2 separate regions of the Mus musculus genome follow, and region 2 is linked to region 1. The links are chromatin loops, found by intact Hi-C in ENCODE. Cell type or tissue: gastrocnemius. All regions are shown on one strand. Each heading gives the region's core, and the rest is flanking DNA. Links, peaks and the distances in the headings are about the cores only.

Region 1 (8,107 bases), core at 1,205-6,204:
GGAGTTACAGACAGTTTGAGCTGCCTGATGTGCATGCTGGGAATCAAACTCTGGTCCTCTGCAAGAGCAGCAGCTGCCTTTACCTGGTAAATCCTCTTTGCAGTTTCCTTAGTGTTTCTGTTTTGTGTTTTTCATAATGGTAGGTGGTGTGCATATTCTTAGTGTGTTCTTACATATCCGTAAAACCTTTCCTGTGCGTGTAGTATATGCATGTGTATATGTCCATGTATATACTTGTGTGCACATGTGCATGTGTGTGTGTCTAACATATATATGTGTATATATGTATGTATGTATGTGTGTATGTGGACCAGAGGTTGACATTTGATGTCTTCTATCAATCGCCTTTTTTCTGAGACAGCTTTCTCACTGACCGTGGAGCTGGCCTGGCTGGACAGCAGACCCAGGGATCTTCCTGTCTCCACCTGCAGCACTGGGGTCCCAGGCGTGCTGCCGTGTTTGGCTTTTTACCTGTGCGATGAGGATCCCGACCGGCCTCATGCTTGTTTCTCACTTTACTGAGTGAAGTCTCCTCAACCCCCAATGGGAAATTTTAAATCTTGCCTATGTTCTTCTGTGTGTTTTCCAACATGGTGTTAAAACCAAGAAACACCCTAAAACTGTCAAGTTTTATATGTCTGCATTCGCTCTTAATAGAGTTTACTGACTGCCCACAAAGAGCCCTGTATCTGTTAGTAGTACCTTCCCACGCTGTTTCTTAGCCCTGCAGCCCACGATCCTGCAAGTCTGCTGTGGTTGCAGATTTGCTTATCCCGAACATTTCTCGTACTGAATCCTTGAAAGTAGAGTTTGAGTTTACCCTCTTTCATTTAGTTTGTCTTTTAGGGTTCACCCATAGAATGGATGACTACACTTGGTACTATTTTATTAAACAAATCTAACACATTTCGTTCATTAGCTGATAGGCATTTGGGTGGTTTTCCACTGTTTGACTGTTAGGAATAATGGTGTTGTGAACACTCATTTGCCTTTACTTTTGTTGTTGTCTTGGGGCAGGGTCTCTTGTAGCTAAGGCTAGCCTCACACTCATTCTCTGGCCTGAGGTGATCTCCTCCTTCTATCACTCTACCGGGCCATAGACATTTTTCCTACAAACATAGCTAATCTTAGTGTTCTTGAGTGTTTAGGAGTGGAAGTAATGGAATATTGTGGCTTAAACTTGTACCTTTTTAATAACTTATTTTGTGTGTGCATATGTGTGCCCTAGTGACTATGGAGGTTGGAGGACAGCCTGCAGCGGTCTGTTCTCTCCTTTCACTGTGTGGGTTCCAGAGTGTTCTCAGGTTGTCACGATGAGCTTCAAGCCGCTTTACCTGCGGAGCCGTGTTGCTAGTCCCTAAGTTAATGCCTTAAAAGAGAGTTATGGCTTACATTACTCTTGCTTTTTTAACAACTCAAGTTTTTCAGTAGTTTATAAACTAACAATAAACTATAACAATTTCTTTTTTTAAAAAGATTTATTTATTATATGTAAGTACACTGTAGCTGTCTTCAGATACTCCAGAAGATCTTGTCAGATCTCATTACAGATGGTTGTGAGCCACCATGTGGTTGCTGGGATTTGAACTCGGGACCTTTGGAAGAACAGTCAGTGCTCTTAACCACTGAGCCATCTCCCCAGCTCCCACAATAACAATTTGTGAAGCATTAAGAGACTGTGGCTATGACTCTACATTGAGCATCTCATTCTGAAACCCAGACTAAAGAGGTCCAGCCAGATAGGAAATCCTATCTTACCTCAGAGGGTAGGAGTACACGCGAGTGCTATTGGAGAATTGGGTAGGTATCCCACATTGCAATATCAAAGATGATATTTTCTCATTCCCCACTGGACATGTGTGATCTGGGCTTTTTACTCACTGGAGTTTGCCAGTATATTTGATCATTGAGTTGATAATGTATTGAATAAACAGGAAGAGAAAGCAGAACTTGGTGTTGATAGGAGGAAGTTGGCCCAGAAGCTGACTGGGAGAGTACCCAGTAGGTCAGCTTGCCACAGAACTGGCATTTAGTGCTGCCTTCTGCTTGGATGGCTACCTTGCACCTGCTCATGTTATTTCTCTTAAAGTATCTTAAAGTGTGTGTCCCTGGGCTCAAAGGCCAAGAAGCAGAGTTTAAAAGTTGCCATGCTTAAAAATAAGGGCAGTGTATTCATTAAAACAGTAAGAATATACCTAGATTTTGGATGAGACAAGAAATCTACCTGCCTGCTGATAGAAGTGCTGTAGAGTTTATTGGCATTCTGAACTTTCTGAACTTTGACCTCATTGTTTGACACCAGCAAAATCCAGAGAAGACCTTTGTGTATTTCTAAAATTTTATAAGATTAAAACTCATTAGACGTTTGAGGGGATGAACGGGTCCAGCAGTCCATATACCTATGCATAGTAGACAAGCCAGTGGCGGTACTTCTGATGAACAGTTCTTCGGTGGGGCTGTAACCAGAGCGTTCTTGTGTCATGCTCTGGGGTTACAGAATTCCAGGCTTGTGCTCCACTCCTGAGTCCCGTGTGGACGCTTGCTTGCTACACTTGCTACACTGTTTCTCATTCAGGCTTGGCCTTGGTTACTTCAGTTACCCTGCTGCTGCTTGGTTAATGAGGTAGAGGCTAGGACCCTGTATCTGTCGGTCTAATAAGTGACCTTAGGACCAGACAGATTTTGGAAACAATGCACAAATGATTTGTTGTCTAAAACAAGTGAGAGCTGCAAAGAAAATGGCATTGTTACACCCAACTTCACAAAGTAATTTTTATTGGAAAACTGAGATTTCTATTTTCATTTCCGTTGTTACCCTGTTGTGCGGTTTGACAGGAGACATGGAATAATCTGGTTAGTTCCAGTCCCCCATGCCCACCCTTCCCACCTCCACCGCTACCCCTGGCCAAGAACAAAGGTACATGCTAGGTGTTGATTGTAAATAAACTGTTAAAATAACACTGAAAATGTCTTTATCTGAAAAGTTTGTGAGGCTTATTAAATGGATCTTCAGGCACTTGAATTTGACACAATTTGAAATATATGTTATTAGTTAGGGTACCACTGAGTTTGGCTGCCTATAAGAAAGGGCGTTTCTAATCAAGAGACAAGCATTATTATTAGACACACATTTATTTTCCTGACTAACTTTTTAAAATTAAGACATATAACTTTGTGGGCTTAGGTATATCTGTCAGGAAAACCTTGTGTAACAGTACAAGTTTTCCTAGTGATCTTAACATTCTCGTGCTGTAGTTGTTTATACAATAGTGTACAGAAATCAACAGGCAGTATCTAAAAGATCACCAGTCAGACCCTGGTCCCAGAGTCGTATTTCATCATTAGTCTGGTATGCACCTTTCCTAGAGATGGTAATAGGACTTCCGGCTGAGGACTCCAGTCTTAGATCATAGATCAAGGCGGTTTGTGGGACATTAGACACAAGAGTTTTGCAAGTCTGACATTTTATAGATCTTTTGATATCAGAATAGTAACTTTTAATTGACTCCATGGAGAAGACAGAGCCCCATGCTGCTAGGATGAGGTGTCCTAGGTCACTGACGTGCCCGACTCTGTCCCTAAGGGTGGTCAGCGTCAGATGGCTGCATTGGAAGGCAGTGACCGTGAACCATTTTGCAGCATGAGCCAGCTTTTCTCCGGCCTTAGGAGGAAAGCTGCAGTGTCCTCAGCTCAGCGTTTGGAGCGCAGCGCAGCGCAGCGAAGCAGGGGTAGGCGTGAAGGCTGTCAGCGCCGGGTCTCGTGGCCAGCTTGAAACACCGCATGAGTAATTTCAGTCAATCAATTGGAATGTATTTAATGATTCTTTTCTCCCATTATACCTGCATTTGTGACATTTTATTTTTGTTATAAACAGATGTTGGTGAAATGAATTTTCTAAGATAGTACCCATAATCTAAGAAGAAAAAGATAAGATGTATCGGTGTCTTAGTCAGAGGGAGGAGATCTTAATGTTTCCAAAGAGTTCCTGACCTGAAAACATTTCTATTCATAAGATATTCTCACCTAGTGGGTTTTTTTAAAATTTTGAGCCCTAAGAAGACATTGGTTTTCTGAAAATGCTTCAGTTTTTCTATAGCAATTGGGTTTTCAGTTTGGTTGCTCTAAAGCTGAGCATAAAGTGATTGTTATTCAGGAAATTCCTCGGTAGTGCCTAATGTGAATGCTCACCAGGCCTGTTATTTCTTCCACTGTCAGGTGTAAAGAGTTCTCTCTGAGTTACTGGAATCCCTATTGGATGCTGCCCTCTGATGTTTGTGGAATGAACTGCTTTTGGGAAGCGGCTTTTAGGTAGGCCCTTAATATTTAATTAGTAGATGAGAGTAGGTAAGATTAGATAGTAGATGATCAAACATTTCACTGTATAAAACTTTCTTTTCCTGTATTTCAGTATCATATAACTAAGTTGATTTTTCTGGTTGGGTTTTCTCTTCCTTTTCTCATCTTTTACTTATTAACTTTAATAATACTATGTGTAAATGCTCAATTTTTCCAAATGTTATTAAGATAAGCTATAGCTTTTAGAGGAATTTGTGGTTGAGCTTAACTGATAAATTGATACCTAGGTGTGTTCTAGGTTGATAGAATATCCTGACTACTGCAGCTTGGGAGGAAAGGGTGTATTTGGTTTGTACTTCCAGGTCACACAGTCCATTTCTGAAGGACGGCAGGGGAGGGACTCAAGGCAGGAACATGGACAAGTGCTGCTTGCTGGATTTCTTGCATGCTTACCTCAGCTGCCCTTATAGAGCCAAGGCCCTCCTACCTCTGGGTGGTACCTCCCACACTGTTCATTACGACAGTCCCACAAACATGCCCACATGCCATTCTGATCTAGGTGTTCTGCTCTCGGATGACTCTTAAGCTGTGTCAAGTCAACAATTTATGTAGACAAGATGATAAAAGGCTTCCATTAGACATTACAGATAGTGTGTGTTTATACATGCAGTTATCTAAAGCTAGAATCTTTAATACTGGGTATTTAGTACCCAGTATTTATAAATCCTGGGGCAGGTGAGATTGTTCATCTGGTAAAGATACTGGAGCTGACATGCCTCACACTGCGTTGGCTCTCAGGACACATAGTGGAGGAAGATGATTGCCTCCTGCAGGTGACCCTTTGGCATCCATGTGTGTACTGTGTGTGTATACCCGCCTCAAATAAATAAAATATTAAAAAACCCAAAAGGTAGTGTGCTACAACACTCTTGGAGGGGATGTGACAGCTAAGGAAGGATTGTGTTATCTTTAGCCTGGAGGTGTTAGGGGAAGCGGAGGGTAAAGACATCCTTACTGAAGGAGTGTAACCTTTTAAGTCACTGCGTGAGGAAGGCTGTATTGGATTGTATCCCATCCTGCTCTTGCCTTCAGGGAGGAATCAAGTATTGATACGAGTAGGTAAGGCAGTCACAGTCCTGAGACATTGCTGGAGGAGAACCTGGGATGGCCTGACTTGTCCTTTGAGAGCAAGAGAGTTTGAGGCTCACTACGTAATGGTTAATTTAAACTCACACTGTTTGCCAGGACCATGCCAGTTACTGCATTCTCGAGTCAGGATGGTGACACTCTTGTGTTTCAGAGCTTGCCTGGTAATGTTTGCAGTAGTGACCTTGGGTAGAGAATGACAAGACTTGACATTTCGTGAAGGCCTCATGTCAGGAGTTGATGAGAGGAAACTATCGCAGTTGAAGGCCAATCTAACCTTGGCAGTTTTCCTCCTGAGATGGCCTTCTTGTTCACTGTGCATTATGTCAGGTTGACAGTCAAAACCATCCATTACTACTCCAGTCAGTAGCTTAGGACATAGGAAGTTGGAGAGCTATCTAGAAGGACTTGAGGGGTGGCTGGGTAGGAAGCCTGCCAAGGGAGCTGGATCCCTGTTGTCTGCAACAAAATCTAACCCCTTTGTAGTCCAGGGCTCCTCTCTTTGTGAGTGGTCTGCGGGATCCTGCTGGGCCCCAGGATTGTGTGCCCAGCTCCCAGTCCCTGCCATGCTGAGGTGTCCTTGTGCCCATGGGCAGGCAGTGCTGTGCCTCCTGCTTATATTATTCTCTCCTGGATTAGGAGAGCCCGTTGGTGTTCTTTGAATTATCTAGAGATTTCCTCTTGTTATATGGAAAATAGGTTTTATTTTAAAACTCTTTTTTGGTAGCATTTATCTTGCTATTGAATTCAGATAAAGCACATTTCCAGAGCATGATGACAATCCCACTGTTCACTTGGGCCAGAATTACCAGAATGGCTGCTTCCCTCTGAAAGCTTAGTAAACGTTAGCCATCAGTTCCTGCAACGTAGAAGCTTCCAGTGGATTTCTTTTCATTCTTCTGCAGTTGTTTCTGTTCTTGGTGCTGAGGGGTAGAGACTGCATGCTTCATCTTGTCACCTTGCGTGCTGTAGTCTGCATGATGCTACCAGAGTGTGACACCCATAGCCAAGCTGTACTTAGTAACGTGTGGGGAGCGGGTGAACTGTTTTAGTTTTGCTTTGTTGTTGTCTCTGAGACAGCGTTGGGTCTTGTGGATCATAGATCACAGATCTCAAACTTGCTGTCTAGCTAAGAGTGACGCTGGCCTCCTGACCATTTGCTTCCACCTCCTGAGTCCAGGTATTGTAAGCATGACTGCTTCTTGAGTCTGCTTTTAGGTAGATTTCATTTTCTTTCCTTGAGGAACATTTTTCTTTTCTTCTAAGGTGTATAGTGTTTGTTAACATTTTCTGCAGGGTTCTGTGCAGAGCAAAGTGTGACTGTTACAGGTCAGTTAACAGCTGAGCTGCTCCTGACTCCTGACTCTGGGATGTACTCTATGTGTGGACCAGTTAAGCAACTGAATGAATTGGAGATTCTCAAATTATGATTTCGTTTTTCCTGAGACAGTCTTGCTTTGGAGCCAAGGCTGGATCCTGTTTCCTCTGACTTCCAAGTGCTGGAACTATAAGCTTACAGCTCCTTGCCTGGTGTGATGTTTTAATTTTGTTGTTGTTGTTTAGACTTACTTTGTGTGTTTGAGTGTTTTGCCTGCATATATGTCTGTGCACCAAATGTGTGGTCTGGTGCCTGCAGAAGTCCGAACAGGGTGTCAGATCCTGGGCATTGGAGTTACAGATGGTTGTGAGCCACCTTGTGGACAGTGACAGTGGAGACCACGTAGGAAAACAGAAATCGTGGATGCCCTGTTAAACAAAACTAAAATGAGTAAAATCTTACCTTGGTTGGTGACATAAGCCCCTCCTAAGTGCGTGAGAGGGCAAGGAAGGGGGATGGGCAGCCCCGGCATCCACCAGGTTTCTGCAAGAGCACTGTGTGCTCAGCCTCAGAATCATCTTCCCTTCCTCAGGCTCAGGCTTTAGTGAAGACTTTTTCAAAACCACTGTGAGGAGAAGCAAACAGGAGGATGATGTAGAATTCTGTAGAATTCTGTGCCTCGATTGCCTTCTCTGTGACCGTGGCTTCTACTGTTCTGAGATGAACTAAATTTGTGTTCTTGTGTCACAGCATAAGTGGTACCCATGCAGCTTTCATGATAGGAAATGAGGGACTTAGCAGACATGAGGGCTTGGTATTAAAGGAGCAGTGGGGAGAAGGCACCACTTCTGTTCAGTGCCGTTACTAGAGCAGTGTGCGGAGCCCACACCAAGGAGGGGAAGGGCCCCCCAGCCTGAATCCACTGCTCTGTTAGACAAAAGTTCCCGCCTAGGCAGGAAGGGGGCCTGAGGAGACCCTGATGTGTAAGGCCCTTCAGAAATGTTTACACACTTGGTGAGTGCAGCTGAATGGGTGCCAGTGGACAAAGTTACACGAACAAGTTTCTTGTAATTGGTATGGCTTAAGATGAAATATTGAAATATTTATGGATGAAATCGTAGAATACTTGCTTTATAGTGGTCTGATTTTGGGTTGAAGAGGCATATGGAAGGGTTTTAAATGGAATTAGAAGTTTTAATTTTTTTAAAAAATGAAGAGTTTAGGTGTCTGAAGGGTAGGCCTCCTGTCTTGGCACCAGGGCGAGTGGTGAGTGGAGTTATTTTCTCGGGAGGGTTGCCTCGAGGAGGGCCGGCTGTGGAGAACTGGAGAAAGGGTAGACATACACGA
Region 2 (5,000 bases), core at 1-5,000, 170 kb before region 1:
GGAAGGAGTGAGTCCTGCTTCGCTCTGGAGAATAGCTTCTGCTGCTGACACTGGAGCCGGATCTGCTGTGTGGGGAGTCCTTCCGGCCGACAGGGGATTCTCTGAAGAAGGGAGCGTCCCTTTTATGGGGAGACCGATCTCTCGAATAATGTGAAGAGTAGAAACTCTTTCTTCTGAAGCCGTCTCTCATGTCCCTTTGAAGGATAAAAGAAAGATTAGTTAATTGCATTCTCTATCCAGAAATGTACACAAAATGGCAAGTTTCCCCTAGTTAACGGGAAACTTTTACCAACCTATGATTAAGCACATACCACTTTTCTCAGCTGGGGTTTGACCAGGAGATTAAGTGTGCGGCTACTGTATTCCAAAATGTGAAGAAAAACAAACAACAACAACAAACCAGTCTCTTCTGCTCTCAGAAACCCCTAGGAATTGCAAAACTTTCCAAGGAAAGCAGCTCATAAATAGAGGTTTCTCCCTTCTAAACATGTTAGTGATGGGCATCCTTCATCCAAAGGCTGCAGAGTCGGAAGCCTGTCTCCAGCAGCATGGCGCTCTCCAAGAGCATGGCGCTCTCCAACAGCATGGCGCTCACGAGGCTCCCTGCTGGGCCACACTTCAGAGTTCACACCCGAGATGTTCACCCATAAAGTTTATGTAAATGTTTCAAAACATGATCTGAAAATTCCTCACCAGGCACCCAGAAGAGACACCCCACCTGTACATACATTTATCTCCAAAGTTAGAAGTTAATCAGTTTGTTTTCATGGGGAGGCAGGGCACTGATAAGAGAATAGCACGGATACCTTAAAATCCTGAAAGACCCAAGACACCAAGGTCAAACTAAAGAGATCCATCAAACCCAGACATTATTGATGCTGTCTCTAGCTACTACATCCTGGGCTCAGCCTGGTGCCCTCAGGGCACAGACTTACCGATCCTACCACCTTTATAAAATCATTGTGGTCTTTTTCTGTAAATTCAACAACCGTATTAAGCAGTATCAATTCAAAGCGGTAAGTAAGCATAAATAAATAAATCTTAAAATTTAGTCAGGGCTGAGGATACAGCTCAGTCGTTGGGATCACTTTACATGCTCAACACTGGGTCTGATGCTAGCACTGAAAAGAGAAACACAAGAGGTAGGGAGGAAGAGAAGGAAAACCTTATACAGGAGAAACATCCAACTAATTCAAACTTACTAAGTAAATTCAGATATAAACCTCTCTAATAGGAAAAGAAGGCCTGGAGCGATGGCTCAGTGGTTAAGAGTACTGACTGCTCTTCCAAAGGTCCTGGGTTAAAATCCCAGCAACCACATGGTGGCTCACAACCATCTGTAATGACATCTGACGCCCTCTTCTGGTGTGTCTGAAGACAACTACAGTCTACTTACATGTAATAAATAAATAAATCTTTAAAAAAGAAAAAAGAAAGAAAATTAAAAAGAACCTCTATAAAGAGAAGGCTCAAAGAAGTTTTAATTAAGCATATTTCCCATGTTAAATTTAAGTTATCCATTTTTTCTTTTGTCTTTTTTTTTAAATTTATTATGTATAGTGTTCTGCCTGCATACCTGAAGAAGGCATCAGATCTCATTACAGATGGTCCTGAGCCACCATGTGGTTGCTGGGATTTGAACTCAGGACCTTTGAAAGAGCAGTCAGTGCTCTTAACTGCTGAGCCATCTCTCCAGCCCATACTTTTATCTTTATTTTTTTATTTTTCCTTCTTTTCCTTATGCTGAAGACCAAACCCAAAGCCTTTTCTGAAAATAATTTTAAATTGATTATCAGTCCGCGTTACACATGTAGCTCGTTGTCTTAGTTCAGTTGAGCACTAGCTAATCAATAACCCCCTAAATACACTGCCCTTCAGAAACAATTATGTTTCCCTAGGAAAAAGTAAAAATCACCTAAAATTCATTTAGAGTAACTCACATAAAGAAGCATCAATATGGAAGGCATTCAGGAATCCTGATGTAATTAAGTGCGGTTCACTCCGACGTCACTAATCAGTCAGTGGCTAGATACATACTCAGCAGGTCTTAAGAACTGTATTACAGACTCAATGGAGAAGAGGATGCCACAGTGGGCGATACAAGGTCTCTGCTAGCTCTGGACTCTGAGGACAGGAAGAAAACCCGACACTAAACCAATACACACAACAGATGTGGATGCAGTCGGGAAGATAAGAAAGGGAGAAGAGAGAAGAAGGGGAATTTACATATCCCAGGGAAGAAACAGTGGTAGCTTAGATGGAATGATGACTGTCTGCCAGAGCATAAAAGATACAGGATGCGGATTCTCAGAATTCCAGCACAATATCAGTGAAATGAGATTGGCCAATCTGAGAAACAGGGACGGTCCATACATGTGTGGGAGCGGGTTACATGTGAAGTGTGCATGCACTATCTAGGTAAACAAGCATAGACAGCCATGTTAGTTTAGAAGAGATTACTAGCTCTCTCTTTACGACTGGGTACAAAGAACAGGATTTAAGCATGTGAGGATGAAAATAAAAGATAAAAGAAACAGAAGGCTTAGCAAACAGGGCTAGAAACTACCATGCAGAAAGACGTGCGATTAAAGAATGAAAACAGGCAGAAAAGTAAAGCTTATTCCATGGAGAACAAAGACTGTCTACAGAGCTTAAAGGATCATTATTGATTGCTCAGTGAAAAGAGAAGCAGCAGGATCAAAATCAGAGCTAAAATCACCACCTACCTCTTCCTTTGAAAAGATGAACCACTGAGTTAGTTTCCTAACCGCAACACCAGAGGGCAGTCAAAGCACAGCGCAAAATGTGGTGATCAGTACTCAGCCACTTCATCCCTGCCTCCCTGCTGCCTAACATCTTGGGCAAAGGTGTCACAACAACTCCCCAAGGACCTGTTTAGGCAAAGCGCCTCTACTCTGTCAGCCGTGAGGGTATCACAGTGGCTCTAGGGAAGTTCAGCATGTACTAAGGATCCGTGACAGGGGATTAGCAGTAAATGTCTGAGGGAGCTGGTCCTATAATTTAATATTGTTGCTAGATTCTATGACTAGTGGGGAGGGACAGGGGAACTTGTTGCGCTTATCTATCATGATCACAGTCCATCATTGAGAGAAATCAAGGCAAGGACTGAAGCTGACCATGAAGGAGTGCTGTTCACTGGCTTCATCCTTGTGGCTTCTTGAGCCTCTTATGTTTTTTTCTTTTCATACTGGAAATAAATTATTTTCATGCAGTATATTCTGGTTATGGTTTTCTCTCTCCCAATTCCTCTCAGATCCTCTCCACCTTCCCACCCACCAAATCTACTTCCCTCTCAGTAGAATACAAACAAGCATCTAAAAAATAAGAAGATAAAATAAAAAGAAAACAAAAGCTGAGTGTGGTGGCGCACGCCTTTAATCCCAGCACTCAGGAGGCAAAGGCAGAATTATTTCTGAGTTCGAGGCCAGCCTGGTCTACAGAGTGAGTTCCAGGACAGCCAGGGCTACACAGAGAAACCCTGTCTCCAAATAAACAAACAAACAAAAGAAAGAAAACAAACAAACCAGAATAGGACAAAACAAACAGGACAAGAAGAGCCACAGAGAAATCACACAGATGCTGAGACACACACATGCACACAAACATCCCATAAAAACAAACTAGGGAACCATATAACCAAAAGATACGGAAGACTAAAAAAGAAAAGAAAAATAAAACGTCCAAAGCAACATGAGACAAAGAACCTCCAAAATACCATGAGTTCACTTTGAGTTGGCCATCTCCTGCTGGGTGTGGGGCCTGCCCTTAAGTGTGGTCCGTTTCCCAGGTGAGATCTCTTGGAGAAAACGGATGCTTCATCTGGAAGCAGTTATTGACTGGAGCTACTCAGGGTTAGAGGTGGGGACGTGGGCCTATTTTCTTCTCAGCACTAGGAACCCATCTGGCTTAGACCTGTGTGGACTCTGGTGCATGTTGCCACCGTCTCTGTGAGTTTCTAGTGCATCAGTCCTGTTGTGTGTAGGAGGCCTGGTTTCCTTGCTGTCTTCCATCCCCACTGGCTCTTAAGAACCTGTATCCTCTTCCACATAGCTTCCTGAGAACAGAGGGAAGGGAGACATCCCACTTGGGACTGAGAGTTCCAGGATCTCACTGGTAAGATTTTTGTTTATTTGTTTTAGTTTTGTTTTGTAAGCTGATGTGAAGCTGTTGGTAGGGAGCACCATATCAAGCTGAGCACACAGCACACCACAGGTCTGACTGCACACAGCACACAGGTCTGACTGCACACAGCACACAGATATAACTGCAGCGCTCTGAAGGTGGAGGCAGGAGGATCAGAAAGACAAGAGAGCTGATGGGTAAAGGCATCTATCTGCCTGACAGTTGGAATTCAATCCCCGGGACCATGGGGAGAGAATCGCCTCCTACAATTTGTCCTCTGACCACATCATGCGCACTGGAGCAGGAGCACATCCACATTTATACACACACAAAATGAATTAAATTCTTTCCCCTTGACACGAAGTCTCTCTGTGAGTTTCTTTGTGAAGTCCGGGTTGTTGGGAAACTCACTCCTTAGACCAGGCTGGCTTCAAACTCCAAGATTCACCTGCCTCTGCCTCCTGAGTTCTGGGATTAAAGGTGTGCGCCACCACTGCCCGGCTAAATGTAAACTTTTTTTTAAAAAAGTTCAACATCATCCTTAGCTACTTAGTGAGTTTGAAACCATCCTGACTGTGTGTGTGTGTGTGTGTGTGTGTGTGTGTGTGTGTGTGTGTGAACAATAATAAACCCAAACACACTGATCAGCACAACTAAGAGTCGGGTCAAGTCTGTGGTATGAAGTGAGTGAGTCACATATGCAACAACCGTATCTAAATGAAGCTCCTCAGGGTCACACAGTGAGACCCTGTCTATAAAACAAAAATAAACAGATAAGTGAATTAATTTTATCAATTCTTAACCCACTATGTCAGTCTTATCAACACATAATCAGGACTTGAAAATCTACTGAAGTA

Evidence for each region. Peaks named below come from ENCODE experiments on the same cell type or tissue, not always from the same donor. Only the 100,000 strongest peaks of a DNase experiment are listed, where the experiment ranks them.
Region 2: a loop joins it to region 1, with 12 times the contacts of the local background. A loop is called at or near these places in 22 of 42 quality-filtered maps.

Annotation. Positions count from the first base shown.
Region 1 is chr15:93,262,072-93,270,178 of GRCm38, reverse strand. The region is part of intron 1 of Gxylt1 (glucoside xylosyltransferase 1); the gene reads left to right. Among named protein-coding and RNA genes, the nearest start is that of Gxylt1, 9.1 kb to the left of the region's middle. In gastrocnemius, for the core only: a CTCF peak has its summit at 4,264 (motif pointing left); DNase peaks (open chromatin) are centred at 3,676 and 4,267; H3K27ac peaks cover 942 bases.
Region 2 is chr15:93,436,695-93,441,694 of GRCm38, reverse strand. Pphln1 (periphilin 1) reads right to left here. Exons shown (of 9, transcript NM_175363.4): 4 at 1-194. Among named protein-coding and RNA genes, the nearest start is that of Pphln1, 41 kb to the right of the region's middle. In gastrocnemius, for the core only: CTCF peaks have their summits at 1,328 (motif pointing left) and 2,780 (motif pointing right); a DNase peak (open chromatin) is centred at 2,814.